Linked DNA regions of Mus musculus: region 1 is linked to region 2. Evidence: chromatin loops called from intact Hi-C (ENCODE). Cell type or tissue: left cerebral cortex. All regions are shown on one strand. Each heading gives the region's core, and the rest is flanking DNA. Links, peaks and the distances in the headings are about the cores only.

Region 1 (5,382 bases), core at 254-5,253, 730 kb before region 2:
TAGAGAGGAAGATGACCTTCAAGCGCCTAGAATCATTAAGCCTCAGCTGGCTTTGAGTTCATTTCGTAGCCCAGACTGGCCTTGAACTTCTGATCCTTCTGCCGTTGTCTCCCAAGTGCTGGGACTGCCGGAACATGGCCCCACACCTAGCTCCTGAGTGGCGCTTATGTCTCCTCCCTTGTTCCTGAAACAATTGATGTAAAAGATAGAATGAGGAGTGAGCAGGAAGAAGTTTGCAGACAGAAGGATTAAGGGACCATGCTGAGGGAAGGAAGAGGCACTAGTCTGTAGCTCCGAGGACTGAGGGATCTCTGACTCCACATGGGGTGGGCTGATACTTAACCACTGGGGACAGAGCCAATGCTTGTCACACTATGGGCCACCCGTGGCCTCCGAAGGAAAAAATCCTATTTAAGGGAGACAGCTATTCAAGACGGCAGAGCTCGTGTAGGGGAACTGTAGAGTGGAAAGGAACTTCGCTTACAAGAGGGAGGAATTCAGGGAAAGCTGATTCTTGTGAATAGAAAAATTCTCATAAGGATTGCTATTTTATTTTTCTATGTATGTGTGTGCATGTGTGTGTGTGTGTACACATGTATTTGCAAGTACATGCAGTGTCCCTAAGTTCTTGTTGGGAGTCATTCTTCATTGCTCTTCTACCCTGTTCATTGAGGCAGAGTCTCTCCATCAAACTTGAGAGTTCACAGATACAGCTAGCCTTGCTTGTCAGCTTGCTTTGGAGATTTCATATCTCTGTCTGAGGCTAGAATTCTGCAGCCATTCATGTGGGTTTCTGAGGATCTAAACTCCGGTCCTCACACATAGATTTGAAGTCTTTTAATCACTGAGTCATCTCCTCTGCTCTGGGGCTTGCTATTTTCATAGTCAATATATGTTCTGAAGAAAACAAACGGGAGGAAAATTCATTATACACATGTCCCCCACACAGTATGTAGAGCACACTGAATAACCTGGCAGTTGTAGCTGGGGCAAGCTCTCCTCACAGCAGTGAGACTGGAAGATGCTTTATAAGGCTCACATCACACAAAAGGCTAGGGCAGGATGTTCACTCAAGGTTTGTTAGTAACAATTTATTCCCTAGTATTACTAACTGATAACCTACGAAATACAAATTAATCTGGAATATAAATTCTGGAATTATCAGGTATTTGGTATTTATAAGACGTATAACCACGACCAGTTATGTGGGTGCATACCTTTAATTCCAGTACTTGCAGAGGCAGAGGCAGAGGCAGAGGCAGAGGCAGAGGCAGAGGCAGAGGCAGAGGCAGAGGCAGAGGCAGAGGCAGAGGCAGAGGCAGAGGCAGAGGCAGAGGCAGAGGCAGAGGCAGAGGCAGAGGCAGAGGCAGAGGCAGAGGCAGAGGCAGATACCCATGGTTTCAAGGCTAGCCTGGGCTACATAATGAATTCCAGAACACCTAGAAGACTGTCCTAAAGACCAAAACAAACAAAAAGTATAACCACATGAAAGGAATCCTTAAAATTATCTAGTTCCCTATTATACAACGCAAATATAGCCAGCAAGAAGGGTCCTTTACTGTGCTCTCTAGAAATGTGGACATCCAAGCTGTAAGTCTGGCAGCCCCACAAAGGCAGGTTTGGCTGGCCAGGCTTAGTGACAGAGTCCCTTTGCAGCTGTTGAGATAATGGGCCTAGGATCTGAATGTTTCAGAGATGCCACTCAAAGGCTGCTGCACATATCCTTTTGTTTACTGGCATGTGCAAACTGGTTTAATTAACCAATACAGATCACCTCTGTTCAAGTGTTACTTGATTTACTTCACCTGAGCCCCCTGACAGGGTCTTAAGCAATGAGGACTTTGGTCCTCAAGCAGCAGACAAATGAACAACTAAGACCGGGATGGGAAGGGAGATGTAGGCACCACAGAGGAGACATGGGGAGTGGTGGCCACGATGCCACAAACCTGCAGGGGGAGGAGGCAGAAGCTTCCTAGAGTTCTGCGCTTCTCTGCGATCCAGCAAGCCAGGACCTTAGGGTCCGGGGGCTCTGGGTGGCATCAATACCTCGCCTGGGTGTGTGATTTGTACAGTTTGGCTCCTGTGTCATTCACCTTTTAAGGATCTGGCTGTGACATTTCCAAGGAGGCACAAGTCACAGTGAGTAAAGCAGGAAAGGCTAGCCCCTTCCCTCAGCCAATATTGCCTTGCCTGAAACCCTTGAAAGGGCTTGAAAATGAAGCAAAACCATCCCTCTTTGCAGTTCTCCCATGTCTCAGTACACACAAGCATCGTAGGTAGTTATAGCACTCTGTTTTTTTTTTTGGGGGGGGGGAATATTTTCTTTATTTGCATTTCAAATGTCATCCCCTTTCCCGGTTTTCCCTCCGGAAACCCCCTATTTTATCTCCCCACCCCCTGCTTCTGTGAGGGTTCTCCCTCACCACCACCAGTATCCACTCCCGCCTCCCCGCCCTGGCATTCCCCCACACTGGGGCATCGAGCCTTCACAGGACCAAGCCTCTCCTTCCACTGATACCTAACAAGGCTATCCTTTGCTACCTACGGGGCTGGAGCCATGGGTCCTTCCATGTGTACTCTTTGGTTGGTTGGTTTAGTCCCTGGGAGCTCTGGTTGGTTAATATTGTTGCTCTTCCTATGGGATTGCAAATCCCCTGCAGCTCCCCTAGTCCTAGCCAAAAAGGGCTAGGCAGGCTCACAACCAAAAATATATCACACTTTTTAAACCACCTACTAACTGGCAGGTCTGACGAGTCTCGGAATTACGCTTATAAGCAGAGCGCCAGCAGATGGCGCCCTTTGTCGTTTATTGCTGCTATTGCCCGTGGAGAAAAGTGTTTGGCCTGGCTTCTTTCATTTGGGTAGCACAAGTAGTGTTTTCAACTGTTTATTATGCATGAGCCAAAATTCCATGAATGTGTAACATTTTCTCCCGTATTTCCCTTTTTATAACATCATTTAAATTCCGTATTAATAATTTAAAAATGTTCTGGATTTTAATCACTTTTCTCATCACTAAAATATCTGATGAAGAGATTTTTTTCTCCCCCTGCTGAAGGTGACATAGAGGAAATGCTCTGCAAGGAAGGAAGAAGAAAGTCTCACTCTTAAATCGAGCTCACCACCCCCTCGAGTGCATCACCCCATCTTTTTAGTTTAATTGAATAGTATTTATTTAATTAATAAAAAAAATATCTGTCTAGTGCAGGTTTCAGAAATTCAAGGCTAGAATAGGCTGCCATTAATAAAACAAGTTTTTTTTTTTATATCCAAGTTTAATTATGGTGGTGTGTGTTTGATAGCTTGTTACTGTAAATAAAAGGGATAAAGGCAGCCCTTCACTGGAGTAGCTGGAGAGCTGTGAAATATGTACCTAATTAAAACTATTGGTGTAAGAGGCCAATAAAGTGCATGTGCCTACTAGATGTCTTATTCTAATGAATCTCGGCTAATTTGCTCTGACTGATGAATTTCGGTGTTAGTGGTAGGGCTGAATAATTATGAAATTTATCACAAGATACAAGGACTCATTAAGGATTACTCAGGTTGAGTAAGAGGGATGTCTTCTTTGTCAAGAACACAGGCCTTGACCGACATAATTACAGCAATGCCCAAAGAATAGCCTGATTCCAGTCCAGCCCCCAGGGAGTGTTCAAGGCCAGGACTGGGCTTGTGTTTCCAGATGAGATGGGCTGAGCCACTGAGGTGGCCTGAAGACTGTGTGTCACCTCTGGAAGAGACACCTGTGTGGCACATGGACCATCTCATTGGTGGTTTTAACAATGACCCTTCCCTTCCTGTGTTTTTATTGAAAAGGTTTCCCCATTCTTCATGAGGAAAGTGCGGAAGGTTAGCATTCAGCAAGGACACTGCTGTGGGAAGCTCCTGTCTAGTCTCCAAATCCTGGCTTGTCCCCTGCCCCTCTGCTGACAAGTTTTACGTCTCCATGTCCCACTTATTAATTAATCGGAGTTCATGAAACCCTGGCCAGTAGACTCCAAAACCGAGGCTGTGACTAGAGTCTAGTTGTGTTGCCAGCTTCACCTAAGCAACTCCCAGGATGCGCCACAGGTAAAGTATATCTGAGATGGAAATGGAATTCTAATGGTTAATTGTCTGAACATCTTGCCTCATGCTGCTGGGTAAGCAGGCTGCAGGTGGAGAAGACACACCAAGATCCCTCTCCTGAAAAAACGGGACATGAAGTCAGCAAGATGGTGACCCTTCCCTGGGCAGTCAGGGTCCCAGCGTAGGGAAAACGGATCAGTGAAAGACCACTGTGAGACCCCGAATCAGTGTATCTGCCTGGGGACCAGGCAGCAGGAGCCAGTGAGAAGGAGGATGGGCAGCAAGGCCTACTGAATGACATTGGATGGCAGCTCAGCTGGAAGTCTTGTAAGACAAATGCAGACTTATTTTCCCTCCAACATCAGACATGGATGTTCCCAGAGCTGCAAACCAGGGATGGCACAAGGCTCACGGACCTGTGATCTCAGAGCAGTTACAACACTGGGGGTGGAGTGAGGTGGTGGTGGTGGTAGGTGAGTTTTTCCTCTTGCCCACAAGTCAACATTTTGTATAAACAAAGAACTTGGAGTTCTTTGGTTTCAAAGCATAGATATAAGTATATACGTGTATGTACAAACACACACACACACACACTTCTAAATATGATTTAAAATAATGATAAAGTCAACTGGTTACATGTCTGACCAGTTAAGTGATCCAGCCGATTAACTCTTTGCTCTCTGGTTTTCTTTCCAAAGATAACTTCAAACCAAACTTTTCCAATTTGCTTTTCATCGAAAATGTCAGGTCCATATTATGTAAGAGTTCAACCTTTTATGCCAAAGATCAAAACTCATTAAATAGTTTATAGAATTTTAAAATTATTGCTCCTCTCTCTTTTTTTTTAAGTCTCCCAACTCAGAGAGATACATTCCACTCAGGAGAGAAAGTAACTGTGTGACTCAAGACAAGGCAAAGAATGAGATTTCCCGGAACTTCCGGTCTGACTCCCTTTCTCCTCAACCTAAGAGAAACAATCACCAGTATCCATTGTGTCAAGAACAATGTCTTATATTGTTATGTGACTCTCACAATAACCCTAAGAGGACCTATTTTTTTATTTCACAAAATAAGAAACTTTTGCGTTGAGTGGTAAAACTCTGGGAGTGTGTGTGGCGGGGTCTGTGTACCAGAACAGGAAGCAATGGATTCACCCTCAGATTTGTCATCTTTTGTTGGGAACAAACTTGTGGTGGTTTGAATATTCTTGGCCCAGGGAATAGCACAATTAGAGGTATGGCCTTGTTGGAGTAGGTGTGTCACTATGGGCATGGGCACCTCCTCCTAGCTGCCTGGAAGCCAGTCTTCTCCTAG
Region 2 (5,382 bases), core at 306-5,305:
CCGAGGCCTATAAGCTGAAGTTTCTCGGCCTGGCTGTAACCGGCCTGTGGTGGTTTGAATAGGAATGGCTGCCATAGACTCTTGTGTTTGTATGCTTGTCCATAAAGAGTGGCCTATTAGGGGGTGTGGCCTTGATGGAGTAGGTGTGGTCTTGTTAGCGGAAGTGTGTCACTGTGGGGGTGGGTTTTATGGTCATTTATGTTCAAGCTGTGCCCACTGTGGTATAGGCGCATAGTCCTCTGCTGCCTGCAGATTAGGATGTAGAACTCTCAGCTCCTCCAGCACAATATCTGCCTACACGCTACCATGCTTCCTGCCGTGATGATACTTAACTAAACCTCTCAAACTGTAAGCCAACCCCCATTAAGTGTCTGCTTTTATAAGAGTTGCCATGGTTCATGCTATCTCTTCACAGAAATAAAGCCCTAACTAGGACACTGCCTCTCTGATTACACCTTTGTTGTTTTGTTTTTGTTTTTTAATGCCTTGATTTTATTTTATTTTTTGTTTTTGTTTTTGATCTGGAACTTTGTTCTGTCCCAATAAAAGCACCACAAAACCTCTTCCTTGTTGGAACGGAACTTTGAGTAGCCTCAATATGCATCCCCACAGGCCATCATCACTCAGATTTGGCTCCAGAATAAATAATTTCTTATTCCCTTTGAGGTGAGAATGTCTGTGCACCAACAATGTTGATGGTGATGTTATTCACTCTCTTCCCTGTTTATTTACGAGTGAGGCCCAGCCTTGTATGAAAGACCTCTCTCGCTCGCTCAGCTATAAAAGGTCAGTGAGAACATGGATTGAGCAGTGCTACTCTCTTATGCCCCTGCATTCCTGATTCAACAGTAATACTGTAGTTTGTTGACACAAATGACTTATTTTGCTAAAACTGTTTATTTCAGTTTGGACTCTCAATTTGTAAAACACTTGGGGAATATGGCCAGAAGGGTGACTTTAAAAGACAGGAGAACATTATCAAGTGAGTTTAACATGGGCATGCAATTCAAGGTCACAACCCCCAGGCTGTCCCAGCGCTATCTCTGCTCCCTTCAGACATCCGGAACTTTTCTCTCTCTTCTTTTCCAAGGATGGCAATCCCCAGCCCCGGTCAGCTCCTTCACAGAACACAGTAACTGCCTCTTTGTTTTGCTTCAGCCTTCCTATCTTGCCCCAGGCCTCACACTCCGAACCACAGTGTGTCTGTCAAGTTAATTTTGCCCAACAAAAGGCTATTTAGGGTTTAGTAGGAAACAGAAGTAGCATTCAACTGTGAGTTTTAAGTAAGTTTCTATTTTCCCCCCCTCTTCCTGTTGGACTTTGTCATCTTACAGTTTCAAAGGCGATCTTGGGCTTTTTAGTGATTTTTTTTTTCTTTTTTGTTAACAGTGTTTCTGCTACTCTGCAGACGTTGTCAATTCCTTGCTGCAAATAGCATGTGTCTGGTTCCCTTTGTCAATGTTTGTGCAAGCCAAGAGTAGCTCTTCTGCCCACTTTGGGCACTAGGTAAATGCTGCTGAGAGCTAAGGCTCACAGAAATTCAGAGTCGACACGGAAGCGTTTCCAGGCCTCAGGTCTCCGTGTGGGAAAACAAATGAGCACAAGATCGGCTGCTGCCTTCCCATAAATGAGGGGACTCCTGGAACCCCAAGAAACCCGTTTTAATTTTTAAGCATCAGCTGCTCCACATCTCTTGCTCTAAATTTAGTGCTGTGATACTCAGTTTAAACCACCTTGTGTCCAATAATATACTTTCTGGCCTGCCCCGAGGCCCTCAGGAAGCATTTTATCTTTGATATAATTGCCAGGGTGAATCCCTAGTTATAACATACTCTATAGCATATAAAATAATTGTTGCAACTGAACCCATCTCATAAATATTAGTGATTGAAGAGACTGGTTGGGATAAATCAATGTGGGTGACACATTTAATAAACTTTGTATAAACATTGTTTGCAACAGCTATAAATAAAAATTGTCTTGGGGAATTTTACATATTGCACATCTCTCTATCCACAGAGAGGGCACTGGCTTGATTCTGCTGCAGGAATTGGCAAGCAAAGGGTTTTAAAAGCTGCCCAGATGAAGCAGCTGTGCCAAGACAGGGTAGGTGAGTACTGAGACCGGCACTCTCTTTTGACACTCTGTCTTTTGCCATGTGAACCAGGCTAGGTCCCATCTCTTTCTCTCTCTCTCTCCCTCTCTCTCTCTCTCTCTCTCTCTCTCTCCCACTCCCTCTCTCCTTTTTAAGAGAAAAGCCACACCATAAATAAAGCATGATAGAGTTGGCATTTTACATTCACACAGATTTTGGCATAAATAAATAAAAGAGATTTTGTTCAAATTCTGTCATCTTTATATGCCATTTTAAAATTATCTTTCCCTACTGGTTGATCATATTCAGTTATACTGTATGAGTCCTGCTGGCTCCCTCCAGTGGCTGACTGAGTTTTATGAAAGACAGGGGTATCTCTCAAGGCTAGGAGGCCTAGTGGTTCGACATAGAATCACTTACTGAGGAGAAAATAAGGTCAAATCTCTTCAGGAATTGAGCCTCACTTTTAACATGCCTCACCATTTAGGGGAAAATTTGATGTGTGTCTTGATTTGAATTAAGCAGCTTAGTCATAGTCTTTGATTCAAATTGGTCCATTCCACTGTCCCCATTTTATGGATGCAAAGCAAACCGCTTGGAGGCAGTAGAATAAGGGAGGATGCTGGGATGCCATGTGGTGCCTCGCATCTGACCCCTGTCTGGAATACTTCCACGATCGTCTCTCAGCCTGCAGCAGACCATTCCACGGTCTCTGACTTATTGTTCTTATACTCCAAAGGATGGCAAATCCTGGAATTACTTAGGCTCCCTTTCTAAAGAGGTCACACATAATACATTGTGTTTTCAACTTTAATCTTAACGAAATGCCACATACTCACTTAAAAATCCAGGTACGGGCTCTGTATCTTCCATTGTTTGAAATTTACAACCTTCACATTTATTTTTATTAGTAATATTTTAGTCCCTCAATATATTTCTCTGACATTAATGGAAAAAACATGGTATCTTCGGGCAGCAAAAGAATCTTTCTAAATTCCCATTGAGTTTAATCAAAGGCTCTGAGATTTAATGGCTAGAGTTCTGGCTATGTATTTCCGGTGTACTGGGTTCAAATTCCATTACATTGGGCTCTAATTAAAATTCATCTGAACTATTTTTTCATTGTGTAATTGTTTTTTAATTCTTAATGGCTCACATTAACCTCTCTTTTACCCAAGGGGGGAAAATAAGGAATTGAAATAAAAAGAACAGTTGAATTAGAGGCTGATACGATGCTTTTTAAGAAAATACCCTGAGAATTGGGTCTGCCATGCAAATGATCAAGAGGAGACTTAATTAGGGCTCAACTGCTCAGTTCATAGTTCTTGGGTTTTTATAAAAGCTAAAAGCAAAGCTAAATCGTGTGTAATTTGCCATTATTTTCCCAGATATCTCTTGCTGAAACGTTATTTTTTTCACTTTTTCTTTCTTTCTTTTTTTTTTTCCCCCTCTGATCCTGAGAGTGTGGTATCAGGCCTTGTATATACGGCTTGCCACTTGCCTGCTGTCAGAGAGAGAAGTGACAACACTTGTCACTACCAATCTCTTCATGTCTGGTCTCATCTGAGCGACACACACAGCCTGATTTCCAGGTGTTTGTTGAAATCCCGAGTTATGTAACATGTCGTCTCTGGCTCAGAATTGAAAATGGCAGTGACACAAGGGAAATGCATTTTTAACTTTCCCGGAAGTAAGTGTGTGTGTGAATGTATATGTGTGTGTGTGTGTGTGTGTGTGTGTGTGTGTGTGTGTATGCATTCGGAGCACCAGGTTAACCCATTCTGGATTACTTAAGGACAATTTTGGGATTGAACCCTGAGCCATCACAAACTTGCGGTGGAGTCTAACAGAAAGAGGTGGCCAAGCAGCACTGATGAACTTTTTTTTTTAAACAACCTTTTAAAAAGCAAGGCAACATGACTGCAGAGTTTGAGGAGGGAAGCAGTTGTAAAATGACCCTGTGAGAAAATAAGCAGAAAGCCTTGTCTCCTGTCTGTGCTTGCTGGTTTACAGAGCAAGGGAAGGCATCTGTTGCCACCCAACTGAACTGTGACATACCAGGTTTAAGCACCATGGATCTCTGACAAGAGTAGACTAAAAGCTTGCTCTTTACACACATAGGTGCACACACACAATCTTGGTCTCTTCCTGCAATTCTTTATACATTTTATGGTTTACCAATTTAGGATGGAGGTCATGCCTGTAATGTTGTTGCTAGACATAGGCCTGTTCTCTACAAGTAACCCATTGACTCTGCTTACATTTATTTTCTTTCAGTGTGTGTGATGAATATATGTATACATATTCCTTACTGTGTACATGTGTATGCTGTATGTGCATGTGTGCATGTGTACGGGCAACACACATACACACACACACACACACACACACACAGAAGCAGAAGTTGATATGTAGTTTCTTCCCCAGTCTCTCTGCACCTCATTATTTGAAGCAGGATCCCTTACTGAACCTACCACTCACTGAGTTGTTAGACTAGATGGACAACCAGCTTCAGGGGTCTTCTTACTTCTACCCTCCCCATCACTGGGGTCATTGGTGTGTGTCATCTGTACCCATGTTTTTATGTCTGTGTGGAGGACCAAATTCAGATCCTTGTGCCCACATGTTAACCATGCCCTAAGTGAGCCACATCCCTAAGTTCTACATCTTTTTCTAATACAACTTATTTTCTTAGTACAGCATAGAATGTCTTTTGCTTCCTTTAGTATCTAATCACTGACCCTTGTCATGAAGCACAGCTTCTCCCACTCTAGAGTGATTCTCAGACCACAATAGTCAGAATTTGTCTAAAAATCAAACAAGTAATGAATCAGGGATTTCTGGTAGTGCTCACCTGTGGGGGGTCATGAAAGTCCACCGCAGCCTTGCTTGCACATGCACTGTACCATGTGGTACACTCTGCACTGTTTATGTTGCTATGCCACAGACTGGTTACGAAGCATATTGGTTCACACCAAAGACTATTGTATGTTACAAATTATAATTATTTAACTGTACATGGCTCTTATAGAAACATAATGACTTAATTACAGAAAACAAAGACAGTATTTTTCTCCCATAATTCCTCAGCACTCAAATGATAAGTTAGTTCATATTTTGATTGTATAGTGTTGGGGCTTTTGACTCTTAAAAATTATCAATTTCCAGGGATTGGCTGCATACCTTTAATCCCAGCATTTGTGAATCAGGGACACATGGGTTGCTATGAGTTCTAGCCCAGCCTAATCTATGCAGTGAACTTCAGGTCCGCCAGGGCTACAACAGTG

The links. Peaks named below come from ENCODE experiments on the same cell type or tissue, not always from the same donor. Only the 100,000 strongest peaks of a DNase experiment are listed, where the experiment ranks them.
Region 1: a loop joins it to region 2, with 4 times the contacts of the local background. A loop is called at or near these places in 6 of 42 quality-filtered maps.

Annotation. Positions count from the first base shown.
Region 1 is chr3:144,239,639-144,245,020 of GRCm38, reverse strand. No RefSeq gene overlaps it. Among named protein-coding and RNA genes, the nearest start is that of Gm46828, 6.0 kb to the right of the region's middle. In left cerebral cortex, for the core only: a CTCF peak has its summit at 2,783 (motif pointing right); a DNase peak (open chromatin) is centred at 2,793.
Region 2 is chr3:143,505,544-143,510,925 of GRCm38, reverse strand. No RefSeq gene overlaps it. Among named protein-coding and RNA genes, the nearest start is that of Gm33604, 12 kb to the right of the region's middle. In left cerebral cortex, for the core only: a CTCF peak has its summit at 2,457 (motif pointing left); DNase peaks (open chromatin) are centred at 1,194, 1,515, 2,102 and 2,445; H3K27ac peaks cover 933 bases.